Linked DNA regions of Homo sapiens: region 1 is linked to region 2. A link is a loop called in an ENCODE intact Hi-C map of the cell type or tissue named here. Cell type or tissue: OCI-LY7. All regions are shown on one strand. Links, peaks and the distances in the headings refer to the core of each region. The heading gives the core; the rest is flanking DNA.

Region 1 (12,798 bases), core at 4,490-12,489, 270 kb after region 2:
TGCTGGAGGGGTCAGCCTGGCCCCTTGCCCAGGGTCCCAGTCTCTCCTCTCCCCTGGGATCCTGGTTCCTGCTGTGGGTCCCTTACAGCTTCTAATCCAAGCTGGCCCCCACGTCAGCCACAGTGTGTGCTCCTCAACTCCCAACAGCTGGCTGGCCTGGGTCCAGCATGCGTGGGCCCCTCCTCCCCTCCTCCACCCTCCCATCTCCGGGATTCACCTCAGCAAGAAGGGGATGTAGCTGGGCTGACTCTTGCCCGAGCGACTGGTGCTGTGCAGAGAGCCGGCCGAGTCTCCGTAGGGCTGGTACAGCCGCCCATCTGCGTAGGGGCTGGGGCAGTTGTAGGACTAGGCAGGGAACAGAGAGGTCAGTAAGTGGGGAGTGGGATGGCTGGCCCCAGGCTGGGAAGAAGGAGGGTGGAGGGAACTTGCCCTAAGTTCCACCTTCCACATGCTCAGGTCTGAAAGAGAGGGCCCTGCTTCTCCGCTGTCCCCATATTGAGGCCTGGCAGTGGTCACAGCTCTGCCACAGCTGTGCTACCCCTGCATGCCCCCAGGGATCCTGGACTCACTATATAATGGCTCTGTAAAAGATGAGACCAGAAATTGTCTCCTGAGAGCACCTTGGGAGACAGAAAATTTACTAAAATTCATGAGAGATTCTCAGGTGCAAGGCACTTATTACCTGATTATCTGTCTCAGCCCCATCTCCCTCAAGTCAAAATCCTACACACCCTTTCCAACATCTCCTCCCCAGGCCGAACACAGCATTTCACCTCCCCTTCCACCTTCCAGGAAGGGATGGAGAAAAGAGAAAGGGGAGTGGGGCCAAAAGTACAGGCTCACTGGGCCTCCTGCCTCTCCCTCCCTTCACCGCCCTCCTGAGACCCCTGGCTCCCTCACCGAGGTCAGGGTGGACTTGGTGGTCAGAGCAGGGTCAGGGCTGGGCTTGCGGCTGCAGGCAAGCTTGAGTGCTTTCCGGACCTCCTTGCTAAGCACCACATAGGAGAGGAAGATGAAGGGGCCCTGGCAGGCAAGAGGCAGCAACGGTCTGTGCATATTCAGGCATCCACAGCCCAGGTGCCTCCCTTCTCCACAGGCTGGGCCAGGTACCTGGATGCAATTGCAGGTAGCAAAGAGGTAGTGGAAGAGGAGGGTGTCGCTGTTGACAGAGAGCAGTGCCAGCAGCCACGTGGCGCTCAGCAGCAGGAGGACGGCGAAGGAGGGCTGCAGGCCCGAGCTGGGGATAGGGACAGGCCATGAGTCCGGCCATGAGACCTCCCATGCTGGTGCCTGCCCATGGCCCAGGCACCCCAACCCTATACTCACACAGGACCTTTCTTCTCAAAGCCCTGCCGCTGGGCAGCACAGGAGGCCCGGGCCGCCAGGATGTACAGGAAGACACTCATCTAGGCAGGGGCAGAGGGCATGGGGTGCTCAGTGGGGACAAACAGCTTCCACCCAGCCCACAGGGCCCCGTGGCCTCAGCTGTTCCTAAAGGGAGTCCTGAGGACACGCGGCCCCAGCAGCAGGAGGACAGCAAAGGAGGGCCACAGGTGACACCCAACCCACCTGCTAGCACTCACCGAGACGGCAAAGGCCACCGGGCCAGCAAAACTCCAGATGAGCGTGTCATAGATGGAGAGCCAGCAGAAGTCAGGGTTCCCGTAGCCCTCGGGGTCCAGGCCCACGGCTAGCCCTGGAGCATGGAGACAGACGGGAGCAGTGGAGGGGTGATGAGGGGCCTGGGAAGTAGGGCTGCGGGCAGGTGGGCTCACAGGGCCAGGCATGAAGCATGGAAAAGGGTTCTGCCCACCATCGGCCCCTACCGATCTCCCCAGGATAAGGGAGTGACGCCTGGGTGGCGGCTGCAGAGTCTGGGTTAAACCAGAGGGACACCTGTGAATAAGGCGGCCTGGGGCATGGGGATGTGGGGCCTCAGGGCCTGTATGTGGGTGGAGAGAACATGGCACAAAGGTGGACCCAGGGATGTGGGACCCCAAGACTGGGAATGGGTGGGAGTACCTGTGATGAAGGCAGGCACGCCCCAGCCCAGCATGTAGTAGAAGCGCATGGGGCCGGTGTTGACATCGCGCACCTCAGTGAGTGCCCGGTACAGGTGCAAGGCCTCCAGCAGAGCCCAGGAAAAGGTGCAGAGGTACAGGAAGTGCAGCAGGATGGCAATGACTGTGCAGGCAAACTGAGGGCCCAGGCCAGGGCAGGTCAGCGACCGGGGCCCGCCCAGAGCACAGGCTCTGCTTCGGGTCAGGCATGGAGGAGGGCCTGGGTGTTGGGAACTGCTTCCAGGGAAGCCTGGGCCAGAGGCAGGTGCTGGGGGATCCCGGGGGAGCCACAGAAGAGGAAACCCTGGGCCAGGTGCTGCACTAGGCACCTTATTAGAGTTCATGGTGCAGGAGCAGGGGTTGCCAGTGGGGGCTGGGGAGGCGGCCTGAGAAGGTGGGGACAGTTTCTGGGCAGTAGGAGCATCTTACAGGGAGGTCAGCCTGGTTGATTCCCAGGAGGAAGACCAGCTGAGCCAGGCCCAGGGCAGCTGTCAGGTTACGTCGGATGCCGTGTTGGTTGGAGCGCAGGATACGCAAGAGAGTGAGGAAGAAGAAGGTGAGCAGAAGGGCAGCCAAGGTGACACCTAGAGCCACGTATGTCAGTGTCTTCAGTGGCAGGATCTCCCCATTCTGCAGAGTAGGTGGCAGGGGGCCAGGGAATTAGGAAGGGCAGGACCTGAGCACCCAGCCCCGTGCCCTGGGTGCCCACCCACGGCTCTGCAGCTGCCCCTGTGGGCCCGACCTCCCGCCGAGAAACGTCCATGAGCACAGCGAAGCTCGTCATGTGGTTGCACTGGCAGCTGACGTGGCTCTCATTGCGGAAGACGACTTCACAGCCTCTGGCCGACCAGCCACCTGTGCCACTGACCCTGTGTGAGGAAGGCAGGGTCAGGGAGACAAGGAGGGTGAGGCATGCAGGGGCCTGGACTTTCAGCCCGAAGCCTGAGGGGGCGAGGGCAGTGCAGGCTCACAGGATTGAATGGTTCCAGAAGACACAGATGGGCTTGGTCCGCTCCTCTGTCTCCAGCAGGCGGAACTGCACCGTGACGGGTTTGTCCAGGGCCCGGGGCAGAAGCTCCTCATCATCATGGACGCTGATGCTCACCACGGGTGTGTTGATGATCGGGCGTTTGGGGACTCTGATGTGGGGCAGTCAGGTGCACAGTCACCACGGCAGTCACATGACTGGGGAGACGCCCCCGACCCCCTCCATGCCTCAGCACTCACCGCCCGACCCATACCCCTACCCACACCTGTCCCCTAGCTGCTGACCTCAAGCTGCGCTTGTCAGGGTCATAGTTATGAGGCAGTAGCCCGGCCAGGGTGCGGTAGATGATGACGCTGGCCACAGCCTCACCCTGGCTCAGCTCCGGGTGCCGTCGCTGTCGCCGTGCCAGCTCCTCTGGCTCCTGGGCCTCTCCGGGGCCTGCGGGCCTGACCACGGGGGGCGTCTCTGGGAGGGGACACTGTCACACTTAGCTGGGCCCTGCTCTCTGTGGAGTCTGCACAGACACTGGGGTCCAGCTCCCAACTCAATCCATGGCCACCACTGACCTCTGAAGACAGACTCAGGCAGAATGACTGTTGTCTCAAGGTCCGGGGGCTGCTCCCCACGCAGGGCCTCGTAGCGGGGCAGCTTGGCCCCAGCAAAGTTCCCTTTGTCCAAGCGCACTACGGAGATGACTAAGGAAGGGGATGGTCACAGATCGGACCTGTGAGGCAGGCAGGACCCCAGCACAGCCGCTCTTGTCGGGGACTCCCTCCACAAACCCCTCCCCAACCCAGGCACCAGCCTTACCAATGTTGGGCGTGACGATGGTGAAGGGGCTTAGGTAGGTGTGCCGCATGTTCTGGGCCAGGGCACTGGCGTAGGCCTCATAGTGCTGGAGCAGCCAGGCGGTGCCACCCTCTGTCTGCTGGATCAGCTCCCAGTGCCGCTTGTTGGCTGTGTCCAGGAGGGCGCTGCCCACCCGCAGCAGATTCTGGGGTGGGCAAGGTCACGGTGGGTGTGCTCACAACCCACACCTGACATCCCCACCATGGAGCCCCGGCCTGTGCCCGGGCCAGTCCCTGCTCCCCACCAGGCCCCTCCCTCTGTGCTCACTGTTGCCTCCCCTGAAATGCTCCTGGACCGCACTGCCCACTCAGGTCACTGGATGCTCTGCCCCTAAGCCCTCCTCCTCATTCTCTACATAAGAGCTTCCCAGCCCTGTGCCTGGACCCACACACATGTCCTGAGATACTGCTTCCTCCCAGCCCATGGTACCACAGGCAGGCCTCTGCTCTGGGTCAGACCATGCCCCAACACACATATGTTACTATGAGAAGGGTTGGGAAGAGGGCTGGGCCAGGGGTCACAGGGTTTCATGGAGGCCTCCTGCCAGCAGGGAGCTCCTTGTAGGTGGGATGGGAGGGCCCCCTCTGCCCCCCAGGTTGCCATGAGCAGGCTCACTCACCATGACCCCTATCTAACCAGCCAGCCCTGCATCCTCCAAGCCCCACCTCAGTGAAGTGCACGTCCTGTGTGGCAGACAGCCCAAAGCCCCGCTGGGTGCTCTCGTGGGCCAGCAGCCGCGTGGCCAGCTGGTAGGCCACCTTGACGTCGCTGCCGAAGTAGCCAGCTGTGTGCTGCGTGGCGTTGCGCAGGAGCAGGGCTAGCTGCTGGGAGCGCCCTGAGTCTAGGCCTGACTCATTCCGCTGTAGCCGCTCAGCCTAGACAGGACGGAGCGGAGGAGCAGGAGTGAGGGCAGGAACTCTGGAGCAAAAGGACCTCAGGAGGTGAGAGACGGCCTCTCCAGCTGGGAGCCCAGGAACACACAGGCTGGAATTCCAGAAGCCCCGTTCTCAAAGATGGGAGTGGGGGCAAGTGAGACTCAGGACGAAGGACAGGGAAAAGATGGAGATGAGGGGGTTCACTTACGAAGCCCTTCAGTTCTGAGAAGGTGATGGACGTGCAGTTGAAGAGGTTTGGGGGGAGCCACCCCCTGTGCTCATCACAGTGGCGCACAGCAGTCCCTGGGGGAAGGAAGCCAAAAGGGCCGGCCTCAGGGAGACACACAGGAAGCCCCTGAGACTGGCTGAGAGGTTCTGCTGGAGGCCAGCACCTCATGGGCCGGGGACAGTAACTAGCAAACAAGGGCCCTGGTGAAACAGGAAGACAGGTATGTAGAACACCAGGGCCAAAAATCTCCGCAAGATCAGTCCACACATGGGCTCTAGGGGAACAGGGCATACGACCTCCTTGAGCCCCCATCCTGCCTGTCTCCAGCCACCACTTTGTGCTCTCCGCCACTTCCTGCCTATGAACCTGCTCATTGCCAGTCCAGGACCAGCGCCAGCCCCCATCCTGGGCTGGGTGTCCTGGGTCAGCAGCCAACACCCCCTACTCCCCAGACTGTCTGCCTTTGTGGTGGCGTAACTCCAGGACTCGGTGGTGAGCTGACGATTGGAACCCTGCATGATTCATCTTTGAATCTCTAGCACAGCCCTATGCCAAGCACAGTGCAGGTTTTTCAGCATTTTTGTTAAGAGTCCAAGATGTGGGCTGGGCACGGTGGCTCACGCCTGTAATCTCGGCACTTTGGGAGGCCGAGGCGGGCTGATCACAAGGTCAAGAGATCGAGACCATCCTGGCCAACATGGTGAAACCCTGTCTCTACTAAAAAAATATAAAAAATTAGCTGGGCATGGTAGCACACGCCTGTAGTACCAGCTACTCGGAAGGCTGAGGTAGGAGAATCGCTTGAACCTGTGAGGTGGAGGTTGCAGAGAGCCGAGATCATGCCACTGCATTGTAGCCTGATGACAGAGCGAGACTCCGTCTCAAAAAAAAAAAAAAAAAGTCCAAAATGTGGTGGGGTGCAGTGGCTCACGCCTGTAATCCCAGCACTTTGGGAGGCCGAGGCAGGCGGATCATGAGGTCAGGAGTTCGAGACCAGACTGGCCAACATGGTGAAACCCTGTCTCTACTAAAAATACAAAAAAAAAAAAAAAAAAAAAAAAATTAGCCAGGTGTGGTGGCGGCCAGAGGCTTAGGCAGGAAAATTGCTTGAACCTGGGAGGCAGAGGTTGCAGCGAGCGGAGATCACGCCACTGCACACCAGCCTGGGTGACAGTGACAGACTCTGTCCCAGAAAAAAAACCAAACCAAAACAAAACAAAACAGTCCAAGATGTAGGCACACCTGGGCAACATGGGGAAGGGGGAATGTGAACCAAGGAAGATGGGAAATGAAATCCCAGGACCTGGAGGCCAGAAAGTGGGGTCCCCGGATCTTCAGCCAGGAGCTTCCTGCCCTCATCCCACTAACAGCAGAGGCCATGTCCTCGACATCACATCGGGGCCTCCAACACCTACCAAAGGAGCCTTTGGGACAGGGAGCAGCAGCAGGCAGCCCGAAGCGGGTACGGGGCCACCAGATCCCAGCCTCAATCGCTCGTGGGCAGCTGTCATAATTCACTGCGGGGAAGAGCACATGGTCACCCAGGAGCAGCTCTCCCTCTGCTGTCCTGCCCAGGCTCCCCAGCCCTCCCTAGGCCTCCCCAGGCCTCCCCAGGCCTGCAACCAGCCCCTTCCTGGCTTTCCTGGGGTGCAGGTGCCTAGCACACTGTAAGGAGGGCTGCCCACCCATCCCAGGAGCCCCACCTTCACAGCCATTGGTGGTGACCTCAGCAAAAGGGTTGTCACAGCGGTCACACTGACGCCCGATGACACCTGGCTTGCATGGACACTGGCCATCCTCAGGGTCACAGACTCTGGACAAGGAGCCTGTGGGGTAGCAGTCACACAAGAGGCAGGTGGGGCTGCCTGGGGGCCGGTAGTGGTTCTCCTGAGAAAGGAGGGAAGAACGGTGTCACTGGCCAGGCTCTCTTCCCAGGATGCTCATGGGTCCTTCTCAGCTGTGGCCCCTGTGGAGAGGGTCCCGACCTCAGGTCCCCTCAGGAGCAGTATTCAAAATAATTAACACTAGCAATGCTTTGGAGTTGAGCCCATCAGCGAGATGTCACAGAATCAGAACAGGCTGCAAACCACCACCACACCAGGCCAGAGCTCATGGGTTACACATTGGCCCAGGGTCCCCCTGCGCCTCAGACACACGAAGGTAAGCAGCCAACTGCCCTGCCTGTGAGAGCAAAGGCACAAGGCCCTCAGCTCTACAGGAAGACCCATCCCTACAGCCTGCCCTCTAGGGCCCAGGAGATGTGGACAGAGGCCCAAGTGGCCACAGTGGAGGCTTGCTTGGGGCTGTCACCTTGCAGTGGCACTCGCCGCTTGTCTTGTTGCAGTCTGGGTCAAAGCCTTTGCTGACATCACAGTTGCATGGGCCACATGTGGGATGTCCCCACCAGCCACGGGGACAAGGCTGGTCAATCCTGCAGAGAGGGACCCAGGTAGGCATGAGCTCCCCCTGCCACTCCCACCTAACCTAGGTGAGCCCTATGTGGCCCTTCTGACCCTGGCTGTGGATCAGCCAGGCTTTCGGGGCTCTGAGGGACACACCAGAGAGAAGCAGCAGCCACTGGGACCTGCTGCCACATGCCCTGGTCTGCTTACCTGGTCTCACAGTATGGCCCAAGGTAATTTGGGGGACACTCGCAGGTATAGCCATGGGGGGCACTGGGCTTGCGGGTACACACAGACTGGTGCTCACACGGGTTCAGGTCACACACATTAGTACAGTTGTCACCATAGTAACCTGGGACCAGAAGGACCAGAGAGGCTCATTCCCCCACCCTCCCCTGGCACCATCTTCCATCAAACCCTTCATCTGTTTCTTTCCACATAGCATCCTATCAGCTGGCTATGGCTTTGTTGTGTAGGCAACTAAGACTCAGAGAGGTGGTGTGATGCCCCATGCCCCAGGTCACACAGCAGAGCCAGCATGTGGCCCCAGGCACCTGATAACCTGCCCGTTGCCCTGGATCCTTAGCATACCTGGATCACAGCTGCAGGAATAGCTGTCCCAGTCGTTGCTGCAATAGCTGTTAGCAGGACACGGGTTTGAGTCACAAGGGTCAGGCAGGCTACAGCCTTGCTCCACGTTGATGCTCTCCCCATGGCTGGGATCCAGGCTGTTAACCCCCTCCGGCGTATCGCTCACCCGCACACCCTGGGAGGGACAGGAGCAGTGTTGCCCTCAGTGGAGCGGGGCTGCAGGTGGTGGGGGAGGGGATGGGAGGGCAGGGCAGGACACTCACCTGCAAACAGCCCCGAAAGCCACGGGCCACACCGCCGGCTGGCCCAGGTATTCCGCCCACTGTTATGTTGCTCAGGTGCAGACCATGCAGCCGGGGGCCCAGGTTGCCCTCTGCTCTCTGCTGCCCATAATCGAAGGACAGAATGGCATGGCCGGGCCCCCCGCTGGCTCCCAGTGCCAGCTGTGCATGGTGCCAGTCACCGTCATTGGCCCGGCCTGGCTCCAGACGGAGAGAGGAGGCCTGAAGCCCTGTGCCCTCCACGCTCAGCATCACGTGGCCCTCTCGTAGCTGACACCAGGAGGAAAGAAAACAGGGTCAGCAGACGGCCTTAATCACTGTTCTCCAGCTCACAGTTCCCCTTTCTGGACCATCAAACCCATCCCGCTGCCCAGCTGAGGCCATAGAGAGGAAAGCGTATTTATTTCCCTCAGGCCCAACAGGTGGCAGCATTGACCTTCCCAACGGATCCAGCGGCCTCTATATGTCCCCACCCCTGCCCAGGACCTGCCCAGCCACTTCTGTCCAGCCGCCTAGAGGCTACCAGGGCCCTATGGCCAGGCCAGGGCCAGCCGCCCTTCCATGCATCACCTGTAGGGTGATGGTGCTGCGCCCCCTGGTGATGGCCTGCAGCAGGACACCGTCGGCCTGGCGCGTGCGGAACATGAGGCTGAGGTACCAGGGTTGGGAGATGGGCAGCGAGAGGCCATGCCAGGCCACCAGGCTGCTGCCCAGGAAGTGCTGTGGATTGGCCATTTCTGGGGAGGCAGGAAAAGGCAGACTGTGACGGGTGGAGCCTCAGAGGGCCCTGGGGCTGTGATGCTCAGCGGTGGCGGCTGCACGGGAGGCAGAGCCCACTCCCCTCATCAGCCCCGCCCTCCAAAGTGCGTACCTGCCCTGGGACCGCCCCACGCTGTGCCCAGGCCTGCCTCTGACTGGCCCCTTTGTCTCCTGTGTTGCCCTTTCAGGGCTCTGCCCAGACACGCTTTTCCACCCACAGCCCCGCTCAGCAGAGCCCTGCCCAGTGCCTGCCCCAACCCTGCCAGTTCCCAGACTGTTGATGGCACCCAGGCTGTGGCCTCTAACAGCCGCCCCTCCTACCCTGGGCGCAGCTCTTGCCCCCAAAGCCCAGGGGGCACTCGCAGCTGAACGCGTCCCACTGGTTCACGCAAGTGCCCCCATTGTGGCAAGTGTTGCTGTCACACACGTTCTTCTTGGCAGGGCAGCCTGGAATGGAGAGAAGGCAGCTCAGTGGACCTGAGCTGGGGCTCTAAAGAGAAAGCCTGTGGCAGCAGTTAGAGAGGCCTCTGAGACCCTCCATTCTGGCATCCTCACACCAGGCACAGCCCCTCCTCTCAGCACTGGGATCCCAGCCTGGCTCCACCCCGGGCCCCCATACCAGGCACGGTGCCATTGTTGGCAATGAAGTCAGCCATGTCTATGTGCCGGCTGTCCACCTGCAGGTTCCGCATGCAGCCCACGAACTGCCGCATTCGGACTGGGAAGCTCTCGGGCAGGTCAGGCACCCCGCCTAGTAGCAGGGGCCCCGTCAGATCCAGAGACCTGGGGGAGCAAAGATGGTGGCGGCACAAGGGAGGGCTGGGAGCTTCTGGTCCTCCGCTCGCTCTGCCGCCAGGCCAGAGACACGAACGGCGTAGGCAGGTGTCCAAGAGGCCCTGCAGAGCAGTGCTCAGGAAGGGCGTCACCCCTACCTGGAACTGTTCTTGTCGAACACTCAGCCCCCTCCCCAGACTGCCCCACAGGGCCTTGCTCTGATTCCCCAGTCTTGACCCCATCCCCAGGGCTGAGCAGGGGCTAAGAGAGGCAAAGGGAGAGAGACCCCAAAAGCCCACCCTCTCCACCTTCCCTCCCTGCCTGGCCCTGCCCTCACTTCACCCCATCCCTGGCCCTTTCCCCTGCTCACTTCTTGCTGCCACCCTGGGTGCCCTGGGCAGCACAGGAGTAGTTGCCCAGGACAGATCCGAAGCGCAAGGCCACTCCTGTGTCACAGCCATCCACGGTCACCACAGCCACCTTCTGCTCTGATGGGCCCTGTGGGAGCCCTGTCTGACCCAACAGTGGCTGTGGACAGGAAAGAGCAGAGAAGGGGGACACTGAGTACAGAGCCCACTAGGTTCATGGCCAGCACACACTGGGTGCCTCTGTGTGCACCCACATGCCCAGACACACGTACACACATGCATATACACACACGTGTGCTCACGTGGTTTATGCATGTAACTACCTTCCTCAGTGTCCAAGTTTGCGGCTGCCTAGTGGAACAGAGAGCATCGAGCAGTGCCCAGTGGGGTGGGAATGCCCAGCAAGGTGGCACCTTCCCAGCCGCTCCCTTCCTCTCAGCCAGAAATGCCCTGACCAGCCCACCCAAGCCTGGAGGCAATGCCACTCAGGGCTGGGTAAGCACCTGAGGCAAGAACAGAACCCCCAACCCTCTGTGCCCTCCACACCCACCTTATTGTAGTATTTCAGCTGCACCGTATGCCACTGGCCATCACTGACTCCTCCGGGCACGAATGGGGACACCGTGGTGGTTGACTCCCCTGGGGAAAGGACCAGGTGAGCTGGAATGCCTGACGAGGGCTAGGAATGGCAGGGTTTGGGGTGCCAGTGGCTGGGGCTGGGCCCAGATTTGGCTGATAGAGTATGTGGCTTGGGGTCAGGGGCTGGAAGACTTGGGGCCTTTGGAAGATGGGCAAGGATGGGGGGCAACTGTGATCACCTGCAGAGAAGGTGAGCTGGACCTGCTCCTGGATCACCTCGAGGGCCACAAAGTCATGCTTCTCATTGAAACGCCCATTGTACAACAGCAACCCGTCGCGCTCCTTTGTGGCAAACCTGAACAGGAGTTGGGGATGGGGGCAGGGAATGGGGTACCCACCTGGATGCCAGCACCCCCGCCACCTAACCAGCGCAGGGGAGGGAGATCTGCTGGCAGAACCACAGGCAACTCCAAGAGCAGACCTGGCTCTGCCGGCAGCCTGCTCCACGCTTTCACTGCCTGACCTCTTACTTCAACCACAGAACAGGAGGCACCTCAGATGCCCACCAGGCCCACTCCCCACCCCCAGTGCCCAGCCACTCACGAGAGGGCCAGGGTGAAGTGGAAACGCTGGCGCAGGCCGCGAAAGGTGATGAAGGAGTGGGCGGGGAAGCTGCGCGTGGTCACCTGGCAGTAGGGCTTCTCGAAGTCTCCAGATGGGCAATCGCACTTGAAACCGCCCACCAGCAGGTTGACACAGGTGCCCCCATTCTTGCAGACACCCGGGGTGCAACGGCCTGAGCGAGCACTCACCTCACAGTGCTCACCTGGACAAGAGGAAAGGCAGGTGAGTACCAAGTACCTGAGGACAGGAGGGGAACTGAGACCCCCCACAACCCAGTGATAGCTCCCATGGCCTCCCGTGACCCTCGTAATACTCCCCAAACCTCCCAGGCATCCCCACTTCCTCTCGTGTGCCATCTTCTCTGAGACCTATGGTCCCCAGCCCTTCATGGGCACCCTGTTTGGCTCACTGAGCCGCTCTCGCCACAGCTCCACGCACTGCTCCCCTGCAAGTTCCTCGGAGTCCCCAGCACCTTCCCTACCCCATTTGGGTTTCATAAGCACAGGCCTGCTGGGACACTTGGTTGTAAGGCCCGGATCCCGGGAGCCTTCGATGTCACACTACCAAGCACACCTGGGGGTGTCCTGGCCCCCAAGAGGGTAAATGTGCACAAGCAGATGGGCCTGCAGGACAGCGGGAGGGCTGGGAGCCTCCCTCCTCCCTCCTTCCCACTGGTGCTTTTGTCCCTCTCAGGCACTGAGATCAGTTTCCCTCCCTGGGGATGGGACCAGGCTTCCACTTAGATTTGTCTGGGTTATGGAAGAGTATGAGAGAGAAGCTGGGGAGCCCCCAGGAATGGGGCAGAGGACTCCCACCTTGAGCCCTGCGGTCCAGACTAAGGACCTCTGTGCACCTGGGACATGCTGAGAGTGGGAAACTGAGCCCTGAGAGCAGACAAGAATTCAACAGAGGAGCTGAAAACTCCAACATCAGATGGGAAAATCCACCCTTCTCTCCCTCCCCATTCCCAGATTCTAGAGATAGGTTCTCAGCTCCTGTGCCTAGTGACTGGCTCTTGTTTCCATGGAAACTGTTGTTCGCCTGCTCTAACCCCCCCCCTCCCAACCCCCCCCACCATCCTCCTGGACAAAGACTTCTCTCCCCTCCCCCAAGCCCGTCCCTCCCCTTCCCCCCACCCCTAGCAGCAGCAGAGAGAAGTCAAGTCTGGCAAGTTCTGGGCAGGAAGATGCAGCGGGGAAGGAGTGGGGCCTGCCTATGGCTGCTGGCAGAGCCAGTGGGCATGGCCCTGGAGGACAAGGAGCAGGGCCTGGGCATCTAGGAAGGAAAGGCCCACAGGGAAGGGGAGCAGGGGGTGTCCTGAGAAGACACAGGAGCCTGAAGGGAGGGGTCAGGAGCATAGAGCAGAGACAGTGAGCATCCCAGGGAGCAGGATGTGTAAAGACCTTGGCTGACAGGCCA
Region 2 (11,220 bases), core at 2,893-10,892:
CCTCCCAAAAGCACATTATTATTATTTGCTTAGATTGTATGTTTATTGGAACTGGGGCTGTGAGGGCTGATGGAGATTGGCAGGGAGGGGGCGGGAGGATCTAACATCCCCCCGAGCCACCATGGGAACCACCACAACACTGCTTCCTGAAGGAGACAGAGTGGGGGCCAGGGACTCAGGAATGCTCACACTGATCTGGATTTGTGGGACTGGACAGAGCTAGGTAGCATCAGCCACTGAGCATCGCCCATCTGTGGCATGATGGGCCTTCAGAGACGCAATGAAGGGGCATGGCCTCCCTCTAGCTATGAAGAAAATGATCATTTACCCGGGTACATGACTGATACCCAAGGATAGAATCCTAACATTGCAAAGCTGTAGGACATCCTACAGGCCAAGGTATCCATGTTTCTGAGACCCAGAGAGATAAAGAGATTGCTCAAAGCCACATAGCTCCACATGGCAGAGCCATGAGTCTAAACAGGGAATTCAGGCATGATCCCCTACTCCAGAGCCTGCTTCCCTGAGACTTGCCTATCTAGGGACTCCTTCTGCCTCTAAGAAGGAAAAAGGGAATTCTGGAATTGTTTACCAGACCCAACCCAAAGAGCCATAAGAACAATGAGTTACCCAAGGACCTCACTGGGACAAGTTGGCTGCCCCAAGCCCCAGGTCAAAAACAAAGAGGCCACTGACAAACCAAGAGCCGATGCAGCAAGTGCCGCTGTCACCAGCCACCACTTTTTGAGCTGTTATGAGTGCCAGGCCCTTTACATACAGTTTCTTTGATCCCCACACCAATCTATGAGGCAGCCATGACTTGCCCTATTTTATAAGTGAGGAACCGGGTGCTGGAGGAGAAGTGACTTTCCCCAAATCACACAGCTAATAAGTGCAAGAGCTGATATTTGAACCCAGATCTGTTTGAAGTCCAAGTATTTCCTCCTCCTTCTCCCTTCGTTCCGTGGCCTCTCCAGTGGCCTGACACAAGACTGTGGACTACAGCCCTAAAAGCTATCTTCATAGAAGTAGTCACTGCCTTCCAGAAAGCCTAAAACAGACCTCAAAATTAGGCATACCTGCGTACAAGAAATTCAAATGGAAATACCAAATTGAAAACCTGTAGACAGCAAAGTGATTTTTAGGAAGCCCTGTGCTGTTGTGTTGGCAAGATTAATTTGGCATCAAGCAGATTGTCTGGGATTAGGTAAAGCCTGTCCCTGCTCAGCACCCACATTCTTCCTGCAGGGCCCCAGCCCAGACTGGCATGGCCCCTTCCGAGGGATTCAATAAGAACTGGAGCAGACCTGGGCCCACTGGAACAGGATTTTAGAAAGAGCGCTAGACTGGAGTCAGAAAACCTTGGTTCCAGTTTGGCGCCATTCTATTGGTTGGTGGTAAGACCTTGGCCTGTGAGTTGGCTGTCTGTGAAAATGGGCAAAATTCTTCACTTCCAAGCTTATCTAATAGTGGTAGGGAGCCTGCAAAACAAACATAGCCTGCCTCTCCAGCTTCAGGGAGCTAGCACAGGTAATCACAGCTCATGTGGTGGCCAGCAGGCAAGGCGTCCGTGTCCTGAAGCCCCTCCCAGAGAGCTATTGGGAAAGGCAGTACCAAAGAGGCAGCATGTTCCAGCTGTTGGAACCATCTTGGCTCAGGAGGTCGGCGGGGGAACTGCTTATTCTAGCCTGTGGGCAAATAATAAATAATAATAATAATCATGCTGGCTGGGCACAGTGGCTCACGCCTGTAATTCCAGCACTTTGGGAGGCTGAGGCGGGCAGATGATTTGAGATCAGGAGTTCAAGACCAGCCTGGCCAACATGGCGAAACCCCGTCTCTACTAAAAATACAAAAATTAGCTAGGCATGGTGACACATGCCTGTAATCCCAGCTACTCAGGAGGCTGAGGCAGGAGAATCGCTTGAACCCAGGAGGTGGAGGTTGCAGTGATCTGAGATCGCACCATTGCACTCCAGCCTGGGCAATAAGAGTGAGACTCTGTCTCAAAAAATAATAATAATAAATAATAATAATAATAATGCTACTAGTTCTTGAAGGCCCACTTTGGGAGGCACTTCTTATGCTGTATCTTATTAAATGATCTCAGTCAGGGTGTGGAGTAGCTACTGACAGCACACCCCCAACCCCACCTGCCAGTCCCTCCTTTTAGTAAAGCTTAGCACAATGGAGGGGGCAAGAAGACCAAGATGGAGAAACTGAGTGTGATCCCCCAAACCACATAAGAGATCCATGGCTCACTATGCTGTGCACACACCCAGGAAGGGAATCCTGTTACAGGACGGGGACCAGGCCCTGTTTCCAACAGTGGCACCCCTTCCCTTGGTATCATGGCAGGGCCCTTGCTGCTGAGGACTGATCTTTGCATCCTAGACTTGCTCCCTGGTACAGTTTTACCCAACCCTTGTGCACCAGCACCTCGTGACAGGGTCGTGTCTGCCCATCCACCCTTTTCTGCCCCAGGATGAGACCTGGAAGCCAATCAAGTTTATCTTTCATTCATCCATCCACTTCTTCAATAAACATTGAAGACTTCTTATGTTGCCACTGCCCCCTCCCTAGAGCCCCTTGCCTGCTCAGTGGCACCCACTACCCTCCTTCTCTGCCTTGTGTCAGAATCTGCTCTCAGGAAAGAGGTTGATAAACCCATTTGCACTGATAGCAACTTAATGTGTTCTTTCCCAGGAATATTAACAATTTAACAGGGAACAAAGAGAAGAAGCAGAACGTTGGGATTCCAGCATCGACCAGGGATGTCCCTGAGATCCCACAACATAGACTGCCTGTCAGCCGCCTACTCCCTAGCCAGGCCTCCCCCGCCAAGCTGCTGGCATTGTGTCCTCTTGGCATCCACCTCCATCCGCATGGGCACCCAACCCCCCCGCCCCTGCCAACCAGACAGCAGGCTTACAGCTGGGACCTCCACACCACAGCTCAGTTCCTGGCTTCCTGGGGCCCCCCTGTACCAGCACCAGCCATGCCTGCTTTCCAAGCACTCACCTCACCCTGCCCAGCATCTGGGAGCCAGGCCAAGGGGCTGAGGAGGGAGGCAGAGGAAAGCAGAGGTGAGAGCCCTTCCATTCTCTTTATTCCCCCACTGTCTGGCCTACACCCCCTGCCAGGAGCTGAGATCCAATGGTATATTCAGCCTGCAGCTGCCACTGGTCATGTGAGCCCATTGCTAGGTTACAGGGACCCAAAAATAAATCCTTCCCAACCAGATTAGAAACTGGGGGCCTCGGATGAACCAGGCTCAAAAGAGTGGCAGGAACACCCACAGTGCATGTTTAGGCCAGGCCTGCTATGGACCAGGGCCCTTCCCATGCTGCCCACCTCCTGTCCATCAGCAGGGGCTCAATGCTGGAACCCCACAGAAAAGTCCCAGAGAGCTCCTGGGTCTCCTATTTATTAATAACACAATAAATAGGTCTACAGGTTGAGTGGCCCTTCCTCACTAGCAATCAGGGTAATATCCTCTGCATGTTCTTCCCATCCAACCTTCCCATCATCAGCCTGTCCCTCCACAGGCCCTGCCCTACACCCAGTGCATGGGCAAAGCGAATTAGTCATTTGCCCTGTGGCCTGGGGGCCATCTGCCCTAACAGTCCTTTTCCAGACTCGGGAAGGGAGCTCTGGCAGTAGGCACAGCACTAGGCGTATTCGTGTGAGTAGTCTTACACAATCTTCTCTGTTAGTCTCAATGATTCCATTTACAGATATGGACACTGGGGCTTAGAGAGGTTAAGTGACTTTTGCAGAGCCACACAGTTGAGCAACTGGGGTTCAAACCCCAGATCTATACTATGGGGATGAGGCAAGGAAGAAGACAGGGAAGCACAGTTATGGAAAGGGGAGTTCCCCAAAACCCTTCCCTGGGGCCTGAAAACTTGGCACTTTAATTGCTCTGAATTGGAGGGGAGTTATCTCCCCCTGGAACTTCTTTCACATCCTCCAAGCCAGGACGCAGCTTACCCAGGCCACGTACCTCCTTCCCCATGGCTTTGGGCTCTGTCCCCTTCTCTGGGAAATACTGTCCAGGACCTGGGTGGGGTCATCCCCGGTGCTGAAGCCTGGGGAGGCAGACACAAATCCCCACTGCTCAGCACAACCCTGCTTCAGAAGCTTGACATAGGGCCAGAGTAGCAAAGCTGAAAGGATCACAGGAGGTCAGGTGTCTAACTCCTGATTTTACAGATGAACAGGCCTAGAGTGGAAAGGGAACTTGCCCAGGGCTAGGCTACACAGCTAGAGGGTAAAGGAGGTGCAACCAGAACCCAAGCCTCCGGAGTCCTGCTCCTTTTTTCAGCTTGTCATTAATGGCGCACATTTGGGTTCCTGGGGCCCTTCCTCAACCCACCATATCCCTAGGACCTCCCAGCTGTCTGTTTTCTTCAGCTCCTCCTCCCCAGCAAGGTTCTGAGAAGGCCCAGACACCCCACTTACCTCTGTACTGTCCTTGTCTCCCCATTTTGAGTACATTCCTATGGTCTCCTGAAGCCTGGGAGCACCCTATTCCCACCTCCTTCAGCTCCTAGCAGCCCAAACTGCAGGCTCTATGTCACTCCATTCAAGACATGTTTATTGAGCAACTACTATATGCAAAGCTCTGTATAGGAAGTGAGGAAGAGGGTTACAAAGATTAAACAAATACAGACTTGCCTTCTTGGTGCTTATGTCTAGGATGGGGACAATGCAGGCTGTAAGTGTCAAGGGATGGTGAAATTGCTGGGGAGATTCAAAGGAAAAAGTGAACTTACTTCCTCATGAAATCTAGGAAGACTTCATGAAGGAAGTGGCACGGGTCTTAAAGGAGGAGTAGGATTTTAACTGTGAGTAACTGAAAGAGGCTGAGGACAGTAGTCTAGATGGAAAAAGAAGGCCTACCAAAAATATGGAAATAGCAAGTTTAGGAAATATTAGGGCACTGTGAGTTCTCCAATTTGACTGAAAAATAATCTGGCTGTAGGGAAGAAGTGAGAATAGAAAGGTAGATTTATGGTAGATTTATGGGACTGCGCCCCCTGCAAGCCAGGCTGAGAAGCCAGACTGAGAAGTCAACATAGCAAAATGTCTTGAGCAGGGAAACATAAGGCCACAGATGTGCCCATCTCCTATCTTTTTTTTTTTTTTTTAAGATAGAGTCTCTTTCTGAAACCCAGGCTGGAGTGTGCAGTGGCGCAGACATGGCTCACTGCAGTCTCGACCTCCCAGGCTCAAGTGATCCTCCTGCTTCGGCCTCCCGAGTAGCTGGGACCACAGGTGTGCCACCACACCCAGCTAATTTTTTATTTTTATTTTATTTTATTTTATCTTATTATTTTATTTTTGAGACGGAGTCTCGCTTTATCGCCCAGGCTGGAGTGCACTGGCACGATCTTGGCTCACTGCAAGCCCCACCTCCTGGGTTCACGCCATTCCCCGGCCTCAGCCTCCCGAGTAGCTGGGACTACAGGCGCCCACCACCACACGCGGCTAATTTTTTTTTTTTTTTTTTTTTAGTAGAGACGGGGTTTCGCCATGTTAGCCAGGACAGTCTCAATCTCCTGACCTCATGATCTGCCCGCCTATAGTGATGGGAGTCTCGCCATGTTGCCCAGGCTGGTCTCAAACTCCTGGGCTCAAGCAATCCTCCCACCTTGGCCTCCCAAAATGCTGGGATTCCAGGCCCAGCCTCCTGTCTTTTGGTGGGTCCTTTGATAAGTATTTACTGAACCCACAAGTTCCAGAGCAAGGGGTTGAATCAGAGACGAGGGATTTTCCTTGTCATTCAGGCCCAGAGGGAGAAATAAAAATCCATATAGGTCATCAAGGAGATAGTGCATGTGAATGTGTGACAGAGTGCACTCAGGAGAAAGGGGAGGTCACAGATGAAGTGATACAGCATCAAATGACTCTCATGTTTCTTAGGTGGGGCTCTGAGGATCTTTGGCCCAGGTACTCATGACTGACCATGTCCATTCTTCGGAGAGGAGGGGAAAAGGTGGAGTGGTAATTTGAGTGCCAGGAAATTCTCCCTATAGAGTAATGATATCATAAGAAGCTGTCCAGCCTGTCCTGAGAGGACATGGCATCTGGACTATCGGCTGGTCCTTCCACCCTGGAACGCCCAGTTCAAGGCCTACTTCTTTGGCCCTGGCCTGAAAACAAAAAGAACTGGGCTGGGTTTCCCAACTGAGAGCTCCACAGAGCACTCCCAGCAGTGCCTGGTGTCTGACTCTGGGGGGCACCCCTGCTCTATGTCTCTGGGTCAGTCGCCCCTAACCATCTCATCCTCAGCCAAGCCAACCCCTGCTGAGCCCAAGGGAACCTGACTCTTCCCTGTCCAGGCTGGACACCACTGAGCACAATGATACTGGTCCTGTGACCTCTTTCCCAGACATCTCCTTCCCTCCAAAGTCCTCTCCCTGCGTTCCTGCCCCACCTAAAAATAGCACCCCCCGACTCTTATGCCCATTGGTTGAAGGGAGGGACAGACTTCCAGACCTAGAACTCTGGGGGACTCCTTGGGGATCCAGAGATAGCTTGTGAGTGGCCCCTGGGGTTTCTGGGCGCCCGGGAGGTGGTCAGCCCTCACCCACATGCCTGGGGACCCTACTGCAGAATGGCAAGTGGAAGCTCAGTCTCCTGGATGGCCTCCCCTGGAGGGGTATCCCTGGAGGATGTAAATCAGCATCGCACGAGGCAGGGGTTCCTAGAGGGTGAGGTCCTGGGTGGGAAAGAGGACCCAAGCCTCTCCATTTCCGGCCCCCAGACTGCCTTGACAGCCAGCAACCACAAGGGGGCAGTGTTGGCCACAGAGCTGCAAAGAGTTGACTGCAGTCCCCGGTGACAGGCTTCTCCCCGCCCAACCGCCACCTGCCTTCTCCCTCCTGGAGACCGTGGTCCTATGGTGGTCCTGTGGACTCTGACCTTTTTACACCATCACAGTCGGCTGGGAGGACCAGGCGAGAGGGCCCTGGCTCGTTAAATAAAATCCCTCCTACTCCTAAGAGCTTATGAGGAAGAGATGGGCCGACTGGTGTCCCAGAAGGAGGCCTGAACCGGCGGTCCAGCGTGCATCCACATTTAGTGGGCAGTACGCTTTGGGCTGCTCTCCCAGCTTTTCGGAGCCCCGGCTTTTCGGAGCCCCAGCTTCCAATGAGGGATTGGGCCACGATTTTAGGCATTCTCTAAGGTCCTTTTCCGCCCGAGAATTTGAGCGTCTGAGTCAGCAGCTGCTGTCCTTGAGTGGCTTCTCTCTCCAGGCCCCGGACAGCTTCAGAGGCTCAGTCTGGGTGGGTGGAGGGATACAGGAAACAGCAGTGGGCATTTCTGATCTCTACAAACCAGGCCATTATTCTGGAAACCACAGTCATGAAGAGGTGCAGTCCTAGGACTGGGAAAAGACTGAGAAAGGAATGACCAGGGTCAGCTGGATCTCAGGAAGACCCCTCTCAGGGGCTCCATCTGACTGATTTGTGTGATTGTGTGAATGGCAGGATGGCTGGAAGCTGGCTGAAGAATGCCCTGTCCCAGGCCGTGGAGCTATGTTGAGCTTCCTTGAAGTAGAGGCTGCAGGAAGCCTAGACGTCCCTCCCTTCCGGCCCTCCTTACTCCCAAATCCCCACAACAGTCCCCTTCTCTCCTCCCCGCATTGCTGACACCTGCTTCTAGCTCCCTGCCTGAACCTGAACCTCCACCCACAGAGAGTGGAACCCACAGCCACAGTTCTAGGAGGGGATCCCTGCCTGGCCTTCCTATCCCTAGCCTGTCCTGCCCAGCCCTGTCCCTCCAGACCAGCCTCTGCTCACACCCACATAGCCCTGCTCCTGTGCCTCTGAGGCACTCTCTCCCAACTCCTGTAATTTCACACCAGGCCCCTGGACAGTGTGTGTCCAGCACCTCCGCTTCCCTGATCAGACATCTGATCCAGCACCTGGGGCCTGACCCCCACAAGCACAGGGTGTGTCCTGGTTCTTCTATCTCATCTCCTTTCTTCCTTGATGGCCCCATTTTCTCACTTTTCCTGTCTCCCTTATTTGGTTTCTCTTCTTTGATCTGTCGTCTGCTCTCTGCATCCTGTTCTCAGAACTCTCTGAGTCCTGGAGCCTCTTGGCCGTGGGCCTCTGCTCCTTGACCTCTCTGTTTCTTTGCCTCAGTGTACACCTTTCCCCCTTCGCTTTCCATCTCTCTCTCCATCTTCACTTCCTCCTCTGCAGTGCATACACTGAGTATCGGATCCATCTCTCCCTGGACTGAGGGTATAAATAGCAGAGGGAGGCTGGGCTAGAAGCCAATTGTGCTACCAGCCTCTTCCTTGCAGTCCTGGGCTTAGCATTCAGGACCAGTAGTGGGAAGGGTCCTGGGCAGGGCTTCAGGGGTAGGGAGTTGGAGGGTTGCAGTTGAAGGCCACTGGATGAGTGACAGACCCAGGCAGAGAGAGGGGTGCTACCGCAGCTGGAGGGAGTCCTGAGCTTCACGTGCAGGCCAGGCTCCCCACCTAATGTGCGTATGAAGTCGCTACTTCTGCTGCTGGAAAAGGAGCTCTGGGTCAAATGACCCTCCCAAGGGCCGCTGGAGGGCCCTGTCTGCTCCTCTGGTACGTAGATGCATGGGCCCAGGTGGCTGCCAACAGACAGCAGCTGGGGACTGGAGTAGAAGTGGTGCCCTCAAGAAACAGGCCGCACTCTCGCTGCAGCCAGCTCCCTGGCCTAATTAGAGACCGGAACGGCATTGATCGTCCCTGAGCTCATTATGTCACAGCTGGGGAACAGCTGGCCAGTTTTTTCCAGGCCATTAGCTGCGCCATGAAGTGGAGAGTGTTGGGGAGAGGGGGGTGGCGTGCAAGCAGGATCAATACCCCGTCTGTCTAGGGGAAAGCAGCCTAGTGGCTGCCTTCTCTGGCACTCTGGCTGTGCTTCTCTCCAGCGCTGCTACGCTAGCTGAGCTCCTTGGAGTTCACACACAAAAGCTCTACTCCTTCAATCCTGGAGCCCAGAGAGATGGACTCATGGCTTCTGGGCTGGCCCTGACCTGGCTGGAAGGGACCCTCGGAGCCTTCTCTCAGAGAATTAAGAAGGGCAAGAAAGAGGCTCAAATTACCTAGCTGGTCTCAGAGGGGACCTCAAAAGTGCAGCTCCTCTCCACCCCCATGGCAAGATGACACCTTAAGGCAGCTGTTTCTGTTGGCCCTGGGCCCACCTCTCTGTGCCCCTGGGCTCTGCCGGGTTTGGTTTCCTGTGGGGTGGAGAGATGGCAGGGGATCCTCTGGCCCTTGGGGAGTGTGGGATACTGGAAGGAGGTAGGGAAGAGACAATAGTTCTGTCTTTCTCCCGCTCCCTGTCCCGGGCCTGGGCAAGCAGCAGCTTAGCTGGGCAGCACCTGAGCAGGGGCAAGGCTCTCCACACGGTCTGACCTGCCGTGTGGAGGGAGAAGGAGGACAGCAGAGAAGACTGCTGTCAGAGGGGAGTTCAGTAGTACCTAATGAGCTGGATTCTTACTTACAGGGTTATAAAGTGTGAAGGCTAGAAAAGACCTCCAAAATAGCTCGAGCCTCACTCCTCATTTTACAGAGGGAGAAAGCAAGCTCTAATAAGCCTTAAGCTCTGCTATGCCTGGCTGATTCTGCTATCGAGGGCTTCATTTTAGTTCTCTCTGTGTTTCTCCCATTTATTCCACATTGAGGGTTTTTGGAGGGGGTGGTGGTTGTTTTGTGCGTGTGTGTGTGTGTGTGTGTGTGTGTGTGTGTTTTGTTGTGGTTGTTGTTGTTGTTGTTGTTGTTTTGAGACGGTCTCGTTCTGTTGCCCAGGCTGGAGTGCAGTGGCACAATCATGGCTCACTGCAACCTCCACCTCCCAGATTTAAGCGATTCTCATGCCTCAGCCTCCCAAGTAGCTGGTACCATGCCTGGCTAATTTTTATATTTTTAGTAGAGATAGGGTTTTGCCATGTTGGCCAAGCTGGTCTCGAACTCCTGACCTCAAGGAATCCACCTGCCTTGGCCTCCCCAAGTGCTGGGATTACAGGTGTGAGCCACCACTCCCAGCCCCACATTGAGTTCTAATGTAGCTCCAAGGTGTCCTGGGCACATGTCCTCAGGCCGCTGGTGGAGGCTTCACTCTCCAGGAGAGGTGTGGGGACTGCCGGGCTCCCTTCCATCCTACCTCCACTCTCCAGCCCTGCACCCTCACCCTCCAGCACCACCATGGGAACAGCACCAATCACTGGAAGTCCTATTGGGTCCAGCTAGCTGCTGGGTTCCTGGGCAGTTTCCTACCCACTGGACAGAGGCCAGGCTATGCATAGCACCGGCCGCTCCCCAGACTTCCCACCATGGCCTCCATTCCCAGAATCAGTGGTGAATAGAACACAGAGGTCAGAAGGCCTGAATTCCAGATGTGAGCTCTTTCTAGGCCCAGGCCCAGGTCCAGCCCCTGCCCTGAAGAGCTGGTAGACTCATACATCCAGAGGTGTACAAAGGGCAGAAGGGCCCTTACAGCAGCACAGCGTATTCCTCATGTTACAGATGAGGAAGCTGTGTCCTAGGGAGCAGAAGGATTTGCTCAGGGACATCCAGCTGGTTAGAGGCAGGTTTCAGATGAGGTTTCCCAAATTCCAGATAGTCAGCGTTGGTTCCATTCCACCACAGGGCTTCGGCTCCAAGTTCTGAAAGCCACTGATTAAGGTCTAGTGGATCACCCTTGACTCATTTAACATGCTCAGCAAACCCAACAAACACTCCTCACAAGCCCAGGGTGCACTCTCTTCCTCAGGACTCTTGGAACAGTGAAGACAGCTGGGGCCATCAGAATGCGCATCGGGCACACCACTGCCACCAGAAGTAGGCTCCTCTCGGGTGAGCCTGTCAGTTTAGGAGCAGCTGCTACCCAAAGCATGGAGCAGAGACCCCTGGGCTCTGCTGTGCCTGATGTTGATCCATCTGTCTGTCTGGATCCAAGAGGTGCTTAGAGCAGAAGGAGCCTAATGGTAACTTGGCATTGCTGGAACTTCCTCAGGCCTGATTCACAGGGGTAGAGTGAGTTGGAAGAAACCAAGTACTGCTCTTGCTGCTGGCATTTTGAGGAAAGGGAACGTGTGCCTGGGCTAGAAGATGACATGGCAACCGGACTGGAGATAGAGAGGGCACTCAAGTGAGTTCCCAGGGCCAGCTTTCCGAGGCCATGGGCTGGGTAGCCTCTTCCTTGTTTTCTTCTCTCTTGG

What was found. Hi-C counts contacts between places; a loop is a spot of excess contacts. Peaks named below come from ENCODE experiments on the same cell type or tissue, not always from the same donor. Only the 100,000 strongest peaks of a DNase experiment are listed, where the experiment ranks them.
Region 1: a loop joins it to region 2, with 6 times the contacts of the local background. A loop is called at or near these places in 65 of 110 quality-filtered maps.

The regions. Positions count from the first base shown.
Region 1 is chr1:109,259,825-109,272,622 of GRCh38, reverse strand. CELSR2 (cadherin EGF LAG seven-pass G-type receptor 2) reads right to left here. Exons shown (of 34, transcript NM_001408.3): 3 at 11,359-11,581; 4 at 10,995-11,110; 5 at 10,727-10,815; 6 at 10,179-10,336; 7 at 9,654-9,817; 8 at 9,356-9,481; 9 at 8,846-9,012; 10 at 8,258-8,545; 11 at 7,995-8,169; 12 at 7,614-7,755; 13 at 7,312-7,432; 14 at 6,705-6,888; 15 at 6,417-6,518; 16 at 4,981-5,075; 13 more. Among named protein-coding and RNA genes, the nearest start is that of CELSR2, 17 kb to the right of the region's middle. RefSeq lists silencers at 7,293-7,479, 8,858-8,907 and enhancers at 7,898-8,880, 11,317-11,816, 12,330-12,798. In OCI-LY7, for the core only: CTCF peaks have their summits at 8,637 and 8,851 (motif pointing left); a DNase peak (open chromatin) is centred at 8,842.
Region 2 is chr1:109,528,050-109,539,269 of GRCh38, reverse strand. No RefSeq gene overlaps it. Among named protein-coding and RNA genes, the nearest start is that of GPR61, 6.2 kb to the left of the region's middle. RefSeq lists a silencer at 8,435-8,603. In OCI-LY7, for the core only: CTCF peaks have their summits at 4,942, 6,225 (motif pointing right) and 6,649; DNase peaks (open chromatin) are centred at 6,249 and 6,799; H3K4me3 peaks cover 538 bases; H3K27ac peaks cover 467 bases.